Regions from separate parts of the Homo sapiens genome. Here region 1 is linked to region 2. Evidence: read pairs that join two places in POLR2A ChIA-PET (ENCODE). Cell type or tissue: MCF 10A. All regions are shown on one strand. Links, peaks and the distances in the headings refer to the core of each region. The heading gives the core; the rest is flanking DNA. Region 1 overlaps GSN (gelsolin). Region 2 overlaps GSN (gelsolin).

Region 1 (8,444 bases), core at 62-4,061, 57 kb before region 2:
TCTGTTTTTATTACCACTTTAAACATGGAATTTGAATCTAATATTTACAAAATCACAGAAGCACCTCATAGAATTCTACATATTTCTGTTTGAAAATCACTGCTCTGGAGTGCTTTCCTTGCTATAGCATCCACTTTATAATGTGACCTTGGATAAGTCATATGTTCTCTCAGCCTCATTTTCCTCACCTGTAAAACAGGGAGATTATAGTCCAGCTGTTTGGGTCTCAGACCTTTTGAGAATGTGTTGGAAGCTACAGAGCTTCGTCTGAAAACTGCACATAGTGTGCACAACACAAATTTGGATGCTTTGGGGGTACACTGGCCCCACTCCCAAACCTATCCAAAGACTTAAGAAATCCTGGGCTAGATCATGTCTAAGATCCAACTACACAGCTATGCAGTTACCTGAAGAGTTTTTACTTTATAGGAACCAAGAAGAAGGCAAAAGGAACCACGGTTGAATGCCAGCACTGTGCAAGACACTTTACACAGCTTTTTTCATGTCCATGCATAATCTCATTTGGCTGTGTTGACCAGGCCACAGGAAAATCTCCGGGGATATTAGTGATGATCTCTTCCTGTGATGTTGTTAACATCAGGTCTACAGCAGACCCAGGCTCAGATCAAGCTAGGATTTGCCTAAACCAGTCACACTGGCTAATAGGATACAGCCCCTTTCAATCTACCCTGTAGCCAGAAGAGTTTAGTGAGAAAGGAAATTGAAGCCGCTGTTAAAACTGTGGTTTTACAATAAACTCTAGAAACATAGTAATCATAATGCAGGCTGCAAATCTTCCCTAAAAGATTCCGGGGGAAAATGACTGGAAATTGAACAGTCTGAAAATTAATTACTGGATGCCACAGAACTGTAAGGAGCCATTACTTTTAATTTTCCGCATCTGGCCCCCAGAAGTCTCCAACAAAATGGCGGTCTACCCAGCATCCATTTATCTCCTCCCTCCTTCCTAGGAGCCATGACTTTGTTCAGATACCTCCCCCTGAGCGCTCTGACCTCAGGAGAAGAATTCACCCCCACCTGCTAGGATGAACCTAACTGGCCTATGAATAATTCCATCCTTCTAGCCCATGATTCCATCAGGAATGATTATGTGACCCAATATGGATTCTTGAGACCTGAGGAAAGGTTTTCCGTGGTCTTGGGAGCAGTTCCTCCTCCCTTTTCTGAAAACTTTTCTAGAAACAGTCCTCTTTTCCTCTGGGCATTGCTGTTCATGGGTGTGGAGCAACCAGAACACCTACAGATATTTTACTACCAGACTAGCAAGGGCCAAGAGAATGAGCAGGAAACTCAGGCCCACTACGTTTAGTCAACCATGAAGTCCCCCTCAACTCTGAACTGATTATGTATGAGAGCACATAAGTGTGCTTACAGTTTAATTTGGTTTGAGTTAGCCCTCCACTGCTTACAGCCAAAAACATCCTTTCTGATCCACAGTACATTGGGCCTTTGCCTCCGTGGTTGAATACTAGGTTCTGCTGTGGCCTAGGTGCTTTCATTATTTTTAACCATTTTCGAGCACTTACTATAGGCCAGACATTGTGCTAAGCATTACCTCCCTTAATCCTCATGAGAATTCTAAGTGGGGTGACACTGTTCTTATTCTCATTTTTCAGCTAAGGAAATGGCAAAGAACTTAAGATCACACTGCTAATGAGTGGTAGAGCTAGATTTGAACTGAGGTCTGACTCCAAAAGCCAGCTATTAGCCACTGTATTATACCACCTCCAGCTAGGTATTAATACAACATTACCATTTTGCAGGTGGGTAACTTGAGGCTCCAAAAGTTTAAGTATTATATCTATAATGCCTTGCACAAAGTAAGTACAAAATATCTGTTCAACTGAATTGCCCAAGATTGGACACAAGATCCAAGCCTAGCGTTGTCCCTCTGGCATCTGTCTCATTATTTCACGATGATTTTTCCATTGTAGGAGACGATGACGTCTGCAACTTTAGAAAGATAAAATGTGCGGTTGAAGTGATAGTGCTCCTGATTGGCTTTTCTGCCTTTGAGAGAAAAATAAGAAGGCAGCATCTCAGTGGCCCCAGGCTATTTTCTTTCTCAGAGCATTGCACAACTCTCTTTTGAGGCCACAGCCATACCCTTGAATGCTGGTATAAACTGAAATGAAGAATTAATGGGCAGGTCTACCTGAAATTTTACCTCCCACTAATTTCTAGGAAGTAAGCTAGCTCTGTCTAGACAGGCCTCTACCTGCCTCTCGTGAAAGCCCTAGAAGCTTTGGGTGGTAAATGCCACTTCTGTACCAGGACTTTGTCAAGTTGATTGCTTTGACCATGAAAGCAAACCTTTGGGGGTAGGCAAGGCAAGCGTTATGGGATCAAGTCCAAACCCTTGGTATGGCATTCAAAGCCCCAGCCTGCTTCTCAGCTCAGAGGCCTGCCACTCCAGGCTGCTGTCTGTCCCTGAGCACGCTGTTCCCCTCACAGCCCCCTGCCTGTACTAGCTGCACCCTCTGCCTGAAAGTGACTTCATCTTCCCTCCACGTTTCATCCAGAAAATTTCTTCTCCACTACCCTCGACACTTCTGCGATGAATCAGAATCTCTGGAGGAATGGCCCTTGGGGAATCCATGCTTTTAAAAAGTTCCCTGGGCAATTTGGGTGATCAGCCAGCTTTGGAGACAACAGTGTAAACACACACACACACACACACACACACACACACACACACACACACACAAACACACAGCCTGCCCATCATTTAAGCCCTCATGCTGGTTTCTGTTCTTTTACAGTCATATGCTTGCGAGCTTTCACATCATAACTCAATGGGGATGGAGTGGTGGTGGGAGGTGACACAGAACAAGACGGGGGGAAAACAAGGTGAGAAGAGACCAAAAGGACAGAGCGGGAGGACTGGGGAATGTCCTCCAGCAGGTTTCTTGGACTGGTTTAGTCTCCCAGGAGAAAAGATTATGAAACAACATAGAAATATCCAAGAGGGACTGTGTGACATGCTGAGCATGAGTGGAGAGTCAGGACCCAGGGGACCAAGAAGGCACAGAAGAGTCCCTTTCCCATACCCTGAAGACCGCAAACTTTGAGAGCATCCGGGGGCAGCTCTTGTGCTGGCAGCTGCTGCAGTTATTTCTCCACATAGCTTTGGGGCAGCAGAATGAATCTGTGGGAAACAGAGGCAGCAGGGAAGGTCCAAGCAGCTGCTACAGGATGTGGCAGCTATGAGGATGCACCCTGCCCGCTTTCTACTGCAGGGCATATAATTGATAAGGGCTCCGACTGCTGGCTTTGAACTTCATCCCACATGTGTCCCAAGGCCAGGCCTCCCAAAGACTGAGTGCAGGGGGCAGATAAGGCACGCCTGCTTACAAGAGACACACAATTCCTTTGCTGGCTGACTTTGACTCTGGCTCAAGAACACTTTGAATTGAACAGATGCTCATGTTCATAGCAGCCTTATGCACAATAGCCAAAAGGCACAAATAACAAAGAGTCCATTGATGGCTGAATAAACCAGATGTGGTATAGACATGCAGTAGAATATTACTCAGCCACAAAAAGGAGTGAAAAGTTGATATATGCTACAACACAGATGAGTCTTGAAAACATTCTGCTAAGTGAAATAAGCCACACACAGAGGACAAATGTTGTATGATTCCACTTATATGAGGTCCCTGGAATAGTCAAATTCTGAGACTGAAAGTAAAATACAGGTTACCAGGGGCTGGCGAATAGGGAAGAATGGGGAATTGGTATTTAATGGGCAGAGCATTTATATTGGGGATTATCAAAAAGTTTTGGGTACAGAGAGTGGTGATGGCTACATAACACTGTATATGCAATGTTACTGAAATACATACAAGTGGTTAAAATAAATACTGTGTTACGTACAGTTTGCCACAATAAAAAACAACAAAAATGGGACTATACCATTAAATTTAAAAAGAACACTGAATTTGGCTTTGGGACTGCCGACAAGCTTTGCCAAATCTTCCTGGATTAAATAAATGACCACTAAGACACTTCCGCACAACCTTCTCTCCCTTTTTTCTCCACCTAGGGTCAGACTTGCGTCGAGGGTCTGATGGCTCTCCCAGTCTTCCTTGGTTCCCCACCTATTTCCTTTCTTTTGAGACAGAATCTCGCTCTGTCACCCAGGCTGGAGTGCAATGGTGCAATCTCAGCTCACTGCAACATCCGCCTCCTGGGTTCAAGAGATTCTCCTGTCTCAGCCTCCCGAGTAGGTGGGATTACAGGCATGTGCCACCACGCCTGGCTAATTTTTTATTTTTAGTAGAGGCAGGCTTTCACCATGTTGGCCAGGCTGGTCTCGAACTCCTGATCTCAGGTGATCTGCCTGCCTCGGTCTCCCAAAGTGTCGGGATTACATGTGTGAGCCACCGTACCCGGCCCCTCCTTATTTCCTTTAGCATAGGTATCCCCCAGGACAATCTACACACCTCTCAACTCACTGTGGCATCGCCTCTCAGGGCACCAGGATTCACGCACAGGGTGGATGTAGCCTTTCTACTAGTTTACAGGCAAATGCTAGGCACCTCTCTGGCCATTCTCAGAATTACCAGGGACACAGGCAGAGAAGACGCCGGCTCTCACTGTCAGATGGGCACAAGGAAACGAGCCACACTAGAGTACACACTTCAAAATGTTTTTATTGGATTTAATTTCCCAAACACTGACATTTTAGACAATTTTGCAAGGACTCTGAATTTTTGCAGGGCTATTTTTGGATACTGTAAAAAAAAAAAAAAGAAACAACACACACACACACACACACTCATAGCAGAGCTGCTCTGCTCGCTCTAAGGCCTCTTTGAGGGAAGGACAGTTCCAAAAGGCACTGACCGGTGACATGGGTGGGCCCTGCCCCTCCTCAGGCAGCCAGCTCAGCCATGGCCCTGTCCAAGGGGTCCACAGACCAGTAATCATCATCCCAGCCAAGGAACCAGCCCACAAAGGAGGGAGGCTCAAAGCCTTGCTTCACCACGGTGATGGGCGTCCGCCGATCCCGATTGGCTGGGTCCGTCTCGATGTACCGCTTAGCTGCAGACACACGTGCAAGAAAAGGAAACCCCAGGAATTCTTAGTGCCTCCCACACCAGGGAGAGGGTGACTCAGGACAGGAGTTGACAAAGAAGAGGGTCTATGGTCCTACTGTCCCTACTGCCCACCCCCTGCCCTGGGCACCATCCTCCTTTAAAGGCATGATACCCACGTGGGCTCTCCACCACCCTGCTCAGGAACACAGGAAGGAACAGGGCTACGGCTTAATCTCCTGCTTCATAAAGCTTATTACTTTCCCTTGCAGTCCCCTACTGGAAGATATGGGAACCAACTTTTGGGTTCCCAGCTCACAAATCAGATCTATTCAGCTGCCAAGAATCTGCTTTGCAACATCTTTTTCTTTTTTTTTTTCATTTTGAGACACCATCTCATTCTGTCACCCAGGCTACAGTATAGTGGTGCGATCATGGCTCACAGCAGCCGTGAACTCCTGGGCTCAAGCAATCCTCTGACCTCAACCTCCTGAGTAGCTGGGACCACGGGTGTACACCAACACGCCTGGCTAATTTTTTTGTATTTTTTCTAGAGATGAGGTTTCACTATGTTGCCCGGGCTGCTTTCAAACTCCTGGGCTCAAGTGATCCTCCTGCCTTGGCCTCCCAAAATGCTGGGATTACATGCATGAGTCACCATGCCTGGCCTGCTTTGCCACATCTAAACCTTGACAAGTTCAGCTTCTGAGTATTCTGGGAACTTGAAGTGACTTCTCATCTGTCCCTTCCTTCTCCTGGAACAGAGGAGAGCCTTCTTTGAGAAGCCTCAGGGTTTCTGAAGGAACTGATGTGTTCTTCACTATCCCAGGCAGGATTTATGAGGGGCTGGCCCACAGAGGAGGAAGTCCCCACCCTATCTTGTCCATCAGTCCCCTGGAAAGATGCTCATTCCCAGACCTGTACAGGAGCCACTCCCAGCACCCCACAAGCAACGGACCCCTCCCCCCGCCCCCAGGCACTCGGGTCCTCACCAGAAGTCAAGGCTTCTGTCTTTTCTTCTTCTTGAGAATCCTTTCCAACCCAGACAAAGACCTGGAGGTGAGATGCAACAGGAAAGGTACATGAGGAGTGCTGATCAAATTCACGGCTGGAGGAAGACTGGGGAGGGGCCAGGTATCAGACCAGACAAAGCCCTCCCCTTTCTAACAGAGCCCATGAACTAAGACTGGAAGGATTTGGAACAGAGGTTGAAAACTGGCAACCTACAAACATGTTTTGTTTGCTCACCCACCACCTTGTGTTAGCCAACAATGTCTTTTTAAACCGTTATGACATAAAAATCTAGATTTCCAACTTCTCTTTAAAAATTGGAGGATCTAGCAGCCTGGGCCTTCAAACCTCACTTGAGTCAAGCTGCGCAGGAGCTGCCCCTTTGAGATGAGCAGTTCTAGTTTGCCTCAGACTCCACTGCTCCTTCACGTCTCCCCAGCCCAGCCTGCTTCATTCGCTAACATTGCCAACCAGGTACCATCAGGCATTGAGTTTGAGATTCTTCTCTAAAGGTCCATGAGTTATCTCTTGAACAGCATTCACTCGTTCAACAAATGAGTGGCCAAACATATTCTCACCCATTTATTTATCCAACAAATATGCACCGAGAGTCTACTATGTGCCGGTCTGTGTGCATCTTTGTCAAAATGGGCCTAAGGCTTGGAATAAAAATAACTCACCCACCACTATCACCATTTTGAGTCTTGTTACAAGTTCTATTACACATTATTTAGCTGATTTTTATGTATCATCTATTTTTATGCATATCTAAAATATTACTTCAAAGAGCACCTATCATTGATAAAATGGCATTAGACAATAAAATGTCAGACTTCATTTTTCTCACTTTTTTTTGAGACGGAGTCTCACTCTGTCACCCAGGCTGGAGTGCAGTGGCATGATCTCAGCTCACTGCAACCTCCGCCTCCTGGGTTCAAGTGATTCTTCTGCCTCGACCTCCCAAGTAGGTGGGATTATAAGCACCCACCACCAAGCCTGGCTAATTGTTTTGTATTTTTAGTAGAGATGGGGTTTCACCATGTTGGCCAGGCTGGTCTTGAACTCCTGACCTCAAGTGATCTGCCCACCTCAGCCTCTCAAAGTGCTGGGTTTACAAGTGTGAGCCAACATGTCTGGCCCTCTCTTACTTATTTATAAATGTGTTCCCAACTAAAGTGGAAGCCCCTCGAAGGCAGGCATTCTATTTTGCTCATCATAGGATTCTCAGCACTCAGCATTTTGCCTGCAAGACCATGGTGCTGAATAAATGTTGGCTGACTGAATCCCTAACAGATGAACAAACAGATTAAGTAGCCAATGGATCAATCAATGACAACTGCTGAATGGCTCAAGCTGCAATCATTTTTGGTCCCGATCTTCCAACTGGGGATTCCGAGCATCCCTGTGGGTAGTGTAGAGTCTTATGCCTTCGTGGCCAGCTGCTCCGTAACTCTGAGGACTCTGGGAGAAGCCACCTTGATAGGAAAGGTGACTGACCTGACACCCCTGTGAGAACGTAAGCCCTGGGAGAGCAGGAAAATGCCTACTTTATTCATTGCTCTATCCCAGCATCTCAAACATAAAGCACCTGGCACAAAGCAGTGCCCAATTAATATTGGTTGAGTAAGTGAATGGCATCTTCCCCTGCCAAGTCCTACATAATGGCCTTCTCTAGGAGATGAAGTGGAGACAGAGCCCAGAGCCCTCAAACCAGAAGCAGGAGCCCTCTAGAGCCTCTAGGTGACACTGGACAGTTTATGCCTGCAAACAAGATGCTGCTAAGTTCAACTTCCTCTGCCAACAGATTTAAAGGAAGAGTTCACGCTCCTGCAAGGTCTGGGAGAGAATGATGAAGGTCATGTGATTTGCCTTTATAGGGCGTTTTGCAGCTTTCAAGGTGAGTGTATCTGCAAGGGAGGTACCGCCACTCCCAGTTTACAGATGAGGAAATGGAAGCTCAGAAAGAAGAAGTGACTTCCAGTACCCTTAGAGACTTTTCTGGCAACACCTGGCACTGCCCCCTTTAGGTCCTTCTAGCAACTGATCATAGAACTGGAAGTCTAGTTTCTCCCACTCCCTCTGGCACAGAGAGCCTTCACCTGTCCTTCACCCACCTGGTCCCAGGTGTCCAGAAGCATGACGTCATCCGTTGCCAGGTCTTCCTGCATGAGCTCACCAGGAACCTCTTCGATCTGGGAAGGAACGAAAGAGCATCAGTGAGATGTCTTCCCTCCCCTGGGTGGCCTTCCTTTATCTGCCCCCTGAGGGAGTGGCACAGCTGGCTGCAGCTGGCAGGGGGCCCCTTCCTCTGTGCCACACCATCAGAACTGTTTCTCCTGCCCCTGCTGCCGGCCAGTCCTGTGGAACTCGCCT
Region 2 (8,628 bases), core at 57-4,056:
TGATTATTAATAATTAAATTTCTAAGTCTTTTGCCTGCAAATTGTATCTTTCTCATCCTGCACATGTGCGATTTGGGGACCCACCCTGTTGATATGTCATATTCGCAGCTCTGTACCTCAGCATCAGTCTATTATTGTTCTAATGCACTACTGCTGAGCAAGACTGCATTATCAGTGTCTGGTGATAGGACTTTCTCTCCCTCTAGGCTGTAAGCTCCTTGGAGGCAAGGATTCTGTCTGCTTCACCTCTAAAGCTTCAGCATGGCATGTGCCCTGCAAATGGCAGTGCCAGTGGACATATGCTAGATGAGTGGATGAAGGACCATCCCACATCAGCTCATCGTGGAGTATGCAGCTCAGTCCTCCCGCCTCTCAGGGACAACTTGGATCTTCACCGTTCTTCGCCACTAAGAATTCCAGTCATCTACATTCAGAGGGAAGCTGAGCAAACTGGCTCCTGCCCACACTGGAAAATTTCTCTGCCTAAACCAGCTTCCCTAAGCCGAGGGGAGAGTCCAAGATCCCGAAGATGGCAGGGCCGTGCAGGCTCCTGGGATTAAGACACAAACAAGCCCTGTTCTCAGGCTGACAGTAAATGGTTCAGACAGTCCTGATGACTTGTGCATTGTGACTGACACGGGACACAGCCACGGAAGTGGAGTCACGGTACCCAAAACCAGAGAGGTCAGAGGCCAGACACTTATCTGGGCTGCAGGACCTGGTGCCCACCTCTGTGGGTCTTTCTCAAAGACTATGGCAGAAACTTCCTGGTTCCAAGGGACAGACCAAAGCAGAGTTGGGTTCTGTTGTTTCTGCAAATGACTAATGACCTCCCGCACTCTGTCAACTCTGTGTGAGGATGAGCCTTTCGAATCCAGCCCCCCTTCTTTCTACACACCCCAAATTGCACTCTCATCCTCAGATGCACATGGTGGTGCTGCATTTGTTCCCAAGTACAATGTGCTCCTCCCCTACTGCACCTCATCTCGGCAAACAGCACTACCATCCACCATCCACCATCCACCCGGTGGACCAGTCCAGACACCAGGCCCTCACCCTCCTCAACACACCACTCACCCCTTTTGCTCTGTCACTCTCCCCTCCAGTGTATCACCATGTCTTGCTAGTTCAACCCCTGACTGCATCCAGAGTGTCCCCCCTTCTCCCCACCCCAATGCCAACATCTGGGTCCATAGCCCCATCACCTCTTGCCTGCATGACTGCAGAACCTTCCTAACTGATCCTCCTGCAACCTCTCCCTCCTACAATGCATCCTCCTTAGAGCAAGCCCAGACCATGCCACTCCTCTGCCCAGACCTACCATGGCTCCACTATGGCCCCAGATAAAGTCCAAGATCCTTAACAAATCTCTCCACATTCTTCATGACCTGTCCCCTTCAACTCCTTGAGCCTTGGCCCTCATGGCTTCCTGTCTTCCACTATACCCCACCAGGCTCCAGCCAGATGCAATGGCACTCTGTTCCTGAGTCCTCCGTGTAGTCTCCGTACAGACCTCCACACCCCCTAATCTGCCCGGTCACACTCTACTGTAATAGTCTATTTGCAAGTCAGCCTCCCCAATTGCTCCCATGTATCCCAGAGCCTGGCCTAGGGCTGGGACCACCGCAGCTCAAGATTTACCAAAGTAAGAAACTATGACTCCCATGCGTGCACACGTGTGTAACACATACGTGCACGTGCACACACACATTCACAGAGCCGGCAAAGAGTGCAGATGCTGCCATCTATGGGCAAGAAAAGCATTACACTCTCCCTGAGATTCAGACACACCCCAGGAGCTGAGTTTTCAAACTCAGCCAGGTTTAGAATTAGCCCCAGCTAACTCCAAGTTGGTCTGTTTTCCATTTTGGACCTTAAGGCTGCAGCAGCTTAAAAACAAGGTCAGCAAAACCACTGATTCTAGTCCACCACCCACACACTCCAGATGGAGCCATAAAGAGAAGGGTTTCATTCCAGCACTCACAATCCCAGCCTGGGGCTCTCACTACGTGCCTGTTTGCTGAATCACATCCTAGGACATAGGAACAGAAGACGCCTTCTAATAGTCTCAGCTGTGGAAAGGCCAGTCTTTGGGGAGAGAGCTCGCCCGATGAAAGTCTGCAAGCCACCATGGAACCCTGTCTGTCTAGCTGGCTAAAAAGGAGCTTTCTGCTCTGGAGGTGGGATGGGGGGATACTGGAGCAGAGTATTTTTCTCTCCTAAAAGACTGCTCCCAGTTCATTGGGAGGGCCTTCAGACCTGATGGGAGTAACATGATATCTGTCCATTAATGCCATAAGCGTTCAAATGGCCACCCCTAATAACAATAGTTATCATTTTCTGTGCACCTTCCAAGCGTTAAACTCTACAGGCATGTCTCATCATTGCAATAACTCTACCAGGCAGCAATCTTTGTCCTCATTTTGTGAAGCTAGGACACAAGCTCAGAGAGGTGAAGTAATGTGCTCAGGGTCACACAGCTAAGATGTCTGGGCAGTTCCCACCAACGCAGGCTGCCTCCCCTACGTCTTGACCTCACTATATTTCAAAGCTATAAGGCTGGGCCTCTTGCTGACTAGAAAAAAAAAAAAAAGAACATGCAAATCTTTGGGTACTCTAGATCATGGGTCAGCAAACTTTTTCTGTAAAAGGGCCAGACCGTAAATATTTTAGGCTCCATAGGCTACACACCCTCTCTGTTGCATATTCTTCCTTGTTTGTTTGTTATTGTTGTTTTTTAACAACACTTTAAAACTATAAAACCATTCTTAGCTCAGAGGCATACAAAAACAGACTGGGGCCTCCCCAGGACTGTAGTTTGCATCCATAAATACAGAAAGAATGTTTATAATCTCAAGTATAAAAACTTCTGGTGAAAGGGTTGATCAAATGCTAGCTGTATTTCTCCCCCTTCCAATGGCTTTCTACTGAGTCACTCTCTTTCCTAAAGAAGAACCTACTTTGCTACATAATTAAGCAGCAAAGTATTTTAAGGGCTGTTCAGATTCTAGAAACTCATAGCTGCAGATAAAATAGACAGATAAGTCAGATGTCAAAGACAAGACATTAAAAGATCTGGGCTCCAGGCTAGACCCTATTACTGTCACTGGGTCTTTAGCCCTGAACAAGGGACTTGCCTCTTAAGTCCCTTATCTCATAAGTATTGATTCTACACTAATAACAGATTGTTTTCAAATCTTGCAACTGAAAGTGTGATCCCTGGACCAGCTACATCAGCATCACTAGAAATGCAGAGCCTCAGGCCCCACCCCAGACTTGTGGAACCAGAATCTGCATTTTAACAAAAGCCCCAGGCGATCTTAGAATGCTCTAGAACATCTTTTTTGTCCAGCTGAAACACAGTTCATAAAATCTTTGTTAGCAATGAGGAGAGAAAGGGTCTAAAGACATCTTTCATGATGTCATGGTATTAAGTCTCTGACCTAACACATGTACCAGTGATTTCATAAAGCATTCCACTCTAGGACCAATTGACAGACCAAGATCTACCACTGGATCTTAAAATAAAACCTTAACCAGGTAGAAAGGAGACCTAGGGGAACAGGAAAATGTGTATTCCCCATATTATGGAGGGGTGGGGGCAGGGAATAGGTTAGAGAGAGAAATGACTTACCCAAGACCACACAACCAAGACAAACTAGGCGTATGACCACCACCAGGTTTCTTTCTTTCTTTTTTTTTTATTATACTTTAAGTTCTAGGGTACATGTGCACAACCTGCAGGTTTGTTACATATGTATACATGTGCCATGTTGGTGTGCTGCACTCATTAACTCGTCATTTACATTAGGTATATCTCCTAATACTATCCCTCCCCCCTCCTCCCACCCCACTACAGGACCCGACCACCACCAGGTTTCTTAATCTTCCTTAGTCAGGCCTTAGGTTTCATGAGAACTGAAATCATTTTGGTTTGGTAGAGCAGCAATCAGAGGGCTTGCTGTTGGCTTTGGGAAATTCACTTGCTCTCTCAGGGCACAAGTATCTGTAGCCATGAAGTGAGAGGGTAGAGCCAGGCGATTCCTAAAGCCCTGCTATAAAAGTCATGGTTTGGAAAGTTTTGAGATGAGGAGGCAGTCGGGGGGGTGCGCTATGCCAAGGGTCACCACAGTCACACCAAAGTCTCTGGGGGATGGGATCACAGAGCCAAGTCATTCGGTCCTTTGTGAGGAGGCTGAGGAGGGACCTGGCGTGGGCTCTAGCCATGCATCCCCTTGGGGCCACCTCAGCTGGTCACCACAGGCTGGCACGGATGCTAAGGATGTAGCCCATTTTACAGATGAGGAAAATAGGTCCTTGAGAGGGGCTAGGGCTTCTTACCAAAGCAAGGAATTCTTCCCTTCAACTGACAACAGTGCAAGGGTAGCCTGTATTAAGAAAACCTAACACATGAACACACAGATGTGTGCAAATGGTTGATTTGGGAATAATCAGGCTCTTTATAAATAGTGCATTATATTTTACCAACAGATTTGTTACAAAAAGGATTCATTCAGGGCTTTGATGGCAAGGCTCCCAATGCAATGCTTCTCACACTTGAATTCGCACACGAATTCCATGGGGATCTTGTGAAAATCCAGATTTGGATTCAGTAGACCCAAGGTGGGTAGGGTTGCCAGATAAAACATGAGATGCCCAGTTAAATCTAAATGTCAGAAAGACAATAAGATGTCTTGGTATAATTATGCCCCAAACATTCCAAGGGCCATACTCATGCTTAACTGGCACACTGTTTTTTATTTGCTAAATAAGGCAACCCTAAAGATGGAGTCTGAAATCCCACATTTCTGAAAAGCTCAAAGATGAAGCCTTAGTGCATTTAAAATGCAATTTAAATCTATGAAAACTATATTTTATGCAACCATGAATTTTATGGTCTCTTTTTTAAGACCACTGAACAGTCTAGGCAGGCATCTCCCACCTTCTAAAAGAGCATAGAAAGAATTCTGGCTGCCACTGGAACTGGGAACTTGCCTTCCAAGAGAAACAGGTACTGTGGTGGGAGGGGAGGTGGGAGGGGGATGGATACAGGCTAGCCCACAAAAGCCTGTTTTACCTCCGTTCTGAACGATACAGTTCCTTTGGACTACCAGTTCCTGAAGTGAAGCTCAGGACACCAAGAAACATGGCCGTTTCTTCTCTGAGTCCATGAAATGGGAAGGATCTGTCCCTACCTGCTTCCTTTCCAGGGCTCTTTGGAGTCAGATGAGATAATACAAATTCCCAGCATCCACATGATTGCACTGGCCAAGCATTGTGTTAGGTACTTTGTAGAATTCTGTGAAGTGGGTATTGAAGCCCTAACTGTATAGCTGAGAAAAATGAAACTCAGTGAGGTGATGTCCTCAAGGTCTTAGGGCAAGTGCAAAACATAAACCAGAAGGAGAACCAAGTTCTCTCCACTTCTTCGGCCTGGGATCTTAACTTGTTATGCTTTATTGCTGCTGAATTGTGCAAGTGTATTTGCCAAATGAATGAATGAAATGTAACGTTTCAGGAAAATGGTCGCTGTACTCTATTCTATAAAAGGACAGCTGAGCTTTTTATAACCAGCTTCAGATGCTCCTGAAGAATGCTGCCATTCTCACGGATGGCTGGTAGGAATAAGGACTACTGTAACCTTTATGAGCAGAAATTTGGCAAAATTTAGCATGACACAGATTATTTGCTTGGCCAAACTTTAGCCAGGCTTCTGAACCTTCTCCTAGGCCTACCTGTGCACTTCCTTGTAAAATCCAGTTTTAGCAAAAGAATCCTGCTAAGTCTGTTTAGCCAGAACCCCTCATCCTTGATATCTGATCAGGCTCCTCATCCTCCACCATGCCCCCACTGATGTTTGAATCACCCTGGTTTGTCTTCATCAATAATTTTGTTAGGTCGGTTTAGCAAGAATATCCCTTATTCCTGAGCTTCCTCTTAGTAATTTTCCATCCGCTGACCCCTACCCTGCTCTGCAGCTATCAATTCCCACTCGCCCATGCTGTATTAGGAGTTGAGCCCAAACTCTCTCCCTCACTGTAGGACCCTGTTGCAGTGGTCCCTATGCCCAAGGCAATGTTCCTGAATAAAGACTTCCTTACCGTGTTTTCACAAGTGTCACTGAATTTTTTTTTTAACAAGAAAAAGCTATAAAATGTGTCATTTTGACTCAGGAACTCCATTTCTAGGGCTCACTTCTAGGAAATAATAAAAGAAGAACACACAAAAAAAGTATGCACTAGGTTGTTCATTGCAGTATTGTTTATAAACTGCCTAAATGTTTCATAATTGAGGATTGTTAAGGGAACATGGTACAGGCACACCAAAGATAGAATAATAGTGAGTGATGAAAACTCGGGTGGGCATTTATTTCTACCATAACAAAAAAAAAGTAGGAGGCAAGACCCTTGTTTAAGGACTAAAGAGCCACTGACAATAACAGGGTACAGCCTAGTGCCCAGATCTTTTAATGTCTATATTCGATATCTGACTTATCTGTCGATTTCATCTGCTATGAGTTTCTAGAATCTGAACAGCTCTTGAAATACTTTGCTGCTTAATTATGGAGCAAAGTAGGGTCCTGTAGGAGAGAGAGACTCAGTAGAAAGCCATGGAAGGGGGAGAAATACAGCTAGCATTTGATCAACCTTTTCACCAGAAGTTTTTATACCCAAGATTATAAACATTATTCTCTCTGTATTTATGGATGCAAACTACAGCCCTGGGGAGCCCCAGTCTTGGTTCTTTGGGGGTGATCTTGGGCAAATCCTGTTTCTCTCAGCCTTTTTGTTAATAAATAAAAAGCATTATTTCATTTTTTAATCCCTAGGACTATTGGAATAAAAGATTTAAATTAGAATAAACATTTATCTACTTAGGTATAGTATGCTTTTAAAACTTTTAAAAATTAAATTTAAAAAGAATCCTTAATAACATGAGAAAAATACTTACGATATAATGTTGAGAAAAAACAGAAAGTCAGAACAGACAATTATAAATATAGGATAATTGTGTGGGGGTAAAAAAAAATGCACTGAAAATATCAGGAAGGAAGGGCACCCAGGTGTTGGCAGTGATTTTCTCTGGTTAGTTATGAACACTTCTTTTTTATATATATACTTTTTTATTTCCTAAATTTTCTATCACAAGTGTAATAGAAATAATAAGGGTGGGGGGAAAAGGTCCTTGGAGGTGGGGAGAAAAAAGTACATATGCCACCCACATCATCAACACACACCCAACAAGTTAACTAGTATTTACTTAGTACCCACCAAAACCCAGCTCAGCCACAGTCTCTGTAGCAGGGAAATTAAGGGCCAAGCCCCACCCTGAAGGCTCACATATGTAGAATATATATACTTTGCTTGGCAAATAAGCTTGGCTCTGATGATATTCTTATTGAGGTTGGAAAATAACAGGACTGTTTGCTTAGCCAGCTCAGCAGAATAAACGAATCCACTCCCACTGGTGCGACCCCTTCACTGGAGTTCCCTGCGAGGCTCCATGGCTTAAAGCCTTTCTGGATCACTCTTGGGAAGAGTCAATTTCAGGGATACTTTATAGCCCAGGAAGAAAACTGTTCTCATCCCTTAACCCAGGCACTGAATGCAAGAGGTGAAGAGGCTCCCCATGAGGCAGAGCAAGCAAGGGAGGAGGGAGGAGCAGGAGGGCCTGGGAAGGAACCTGACAGGCTGTGTGTGGGCCCTGGGGACCCCTGGGCAAAGGAGCTCACGTCTCCAGGCCTGAGTTTCCTCACTGGTAAAATGGGTCACATAATGACAACCCCAGGACTATTGTGAGACTCAAAGAAGAGAACGTAAGTCCTTTCATTTTTCTAAACTGAGCCTCAGTTTCCTCATCTGTAAAATGGAGTCACTATCTCTCCCCTCGTAGATCTGTTAAAAGATTAAAGCAGATAGTGAAAGCAAAAGGTGAACATACATAGTAAGTGTGTTACATATGGTGGCCCTTATTATTGTTGCTTGTAGAGCAGGGAATGGGATACATCAACAAATCCTAGGCCTCAACTCCCTTATCTGCAAAATGGGGCAATCAATTCAGTCCGAAAAGATTAAATTCAAGAACAGTAGCTGAATCACCAGTTGCACCACTGCGGGCTCACTTTGTGTCTCAGACATGCCGGACCCAAGTACATGTGGGGAGCACAAAGCCCTCCAACTCAGAGGCCATCAGAGCTGGGAAGGCTGACATTATGCTGTCCACCCTACAGTGCAGAATGGACACTGGGGCCCAGAGAAAGGCATGCATTAGCCCAAGTCACCCAGTACTTTGTCACTGGCAAAGCCAGGACCCAAGCCCAGGCCTTCAGCTGCCTACCCTTGCCCACAACACCCACTGCTTTTCTCTGCCCTATTCTTAAATTGCTGATGTGGTCCCAGGCAGGGCAGACGAGAGCAGGCATATGGCAGGGGAGGGACAGAGGGAAGGGGAAGCTGGCCAGCAGCAGGAACTGAGCCTGCCTGTGGTCTCCAACTTCACAAACCACATCAGGCTGAAATATGACACACGCTCACTCCGTTGAAAGCGAGGAGATATTTTTACTTAACATCCCCCGGCTGCCTAAACACTGGTCTCTTTTTTTCCCTTCCTCCCCAAAATGCATAACCC

The links. Peaks named below come from ENCODE experiments on the same cell type or tissue, not always from the same donor. Only the 100,000 strongest peaks of a DNase experiment are listed, where the experiment ranks them.
Region 1: POLR2A ChIA-PET joins it to region 2 with 11 read pairs; 4 of 35 experiments call an interaction of 5 or more read pairs at or near these places.

Annotation. Positions count from the first base shown.
Region 1 is chr9:121,329,057-121,337,500 of GRCh38, reverse strand. It overlaps GSN (gelsolin), which reads right to left. Exons shown (of 18, transcript NM_198252.3): 16 at 8,186-8,263; 17 at 6,053-6,113; 18 at 4,659-5,067. The coding sequence ends at 4,898. Among named protein-coding and RNA genes, the nearest start is that of STOM, 37 kb to the left of the region's middle. In MCF 10A, for the core only: no CTCF peak of the experiment used is centred there; a DNase peak (open chromatin) is centred at 2,080.
Region 2 is chr9:121,272,017-121,280,644 of GRCh38, reverse strand. All of the region lies in intron 1 of GSN (gelsolin), which reads right to left. Among named protein-coding and RNA genes, the nearest start is that of GSN, 8.2 kb to the right of the region's middle. In MCF 10A, for the core only: a CTCF peak has its summit at 1,732 (motif pointing left); a DNase peak (open chromatin) is centred at 1,984.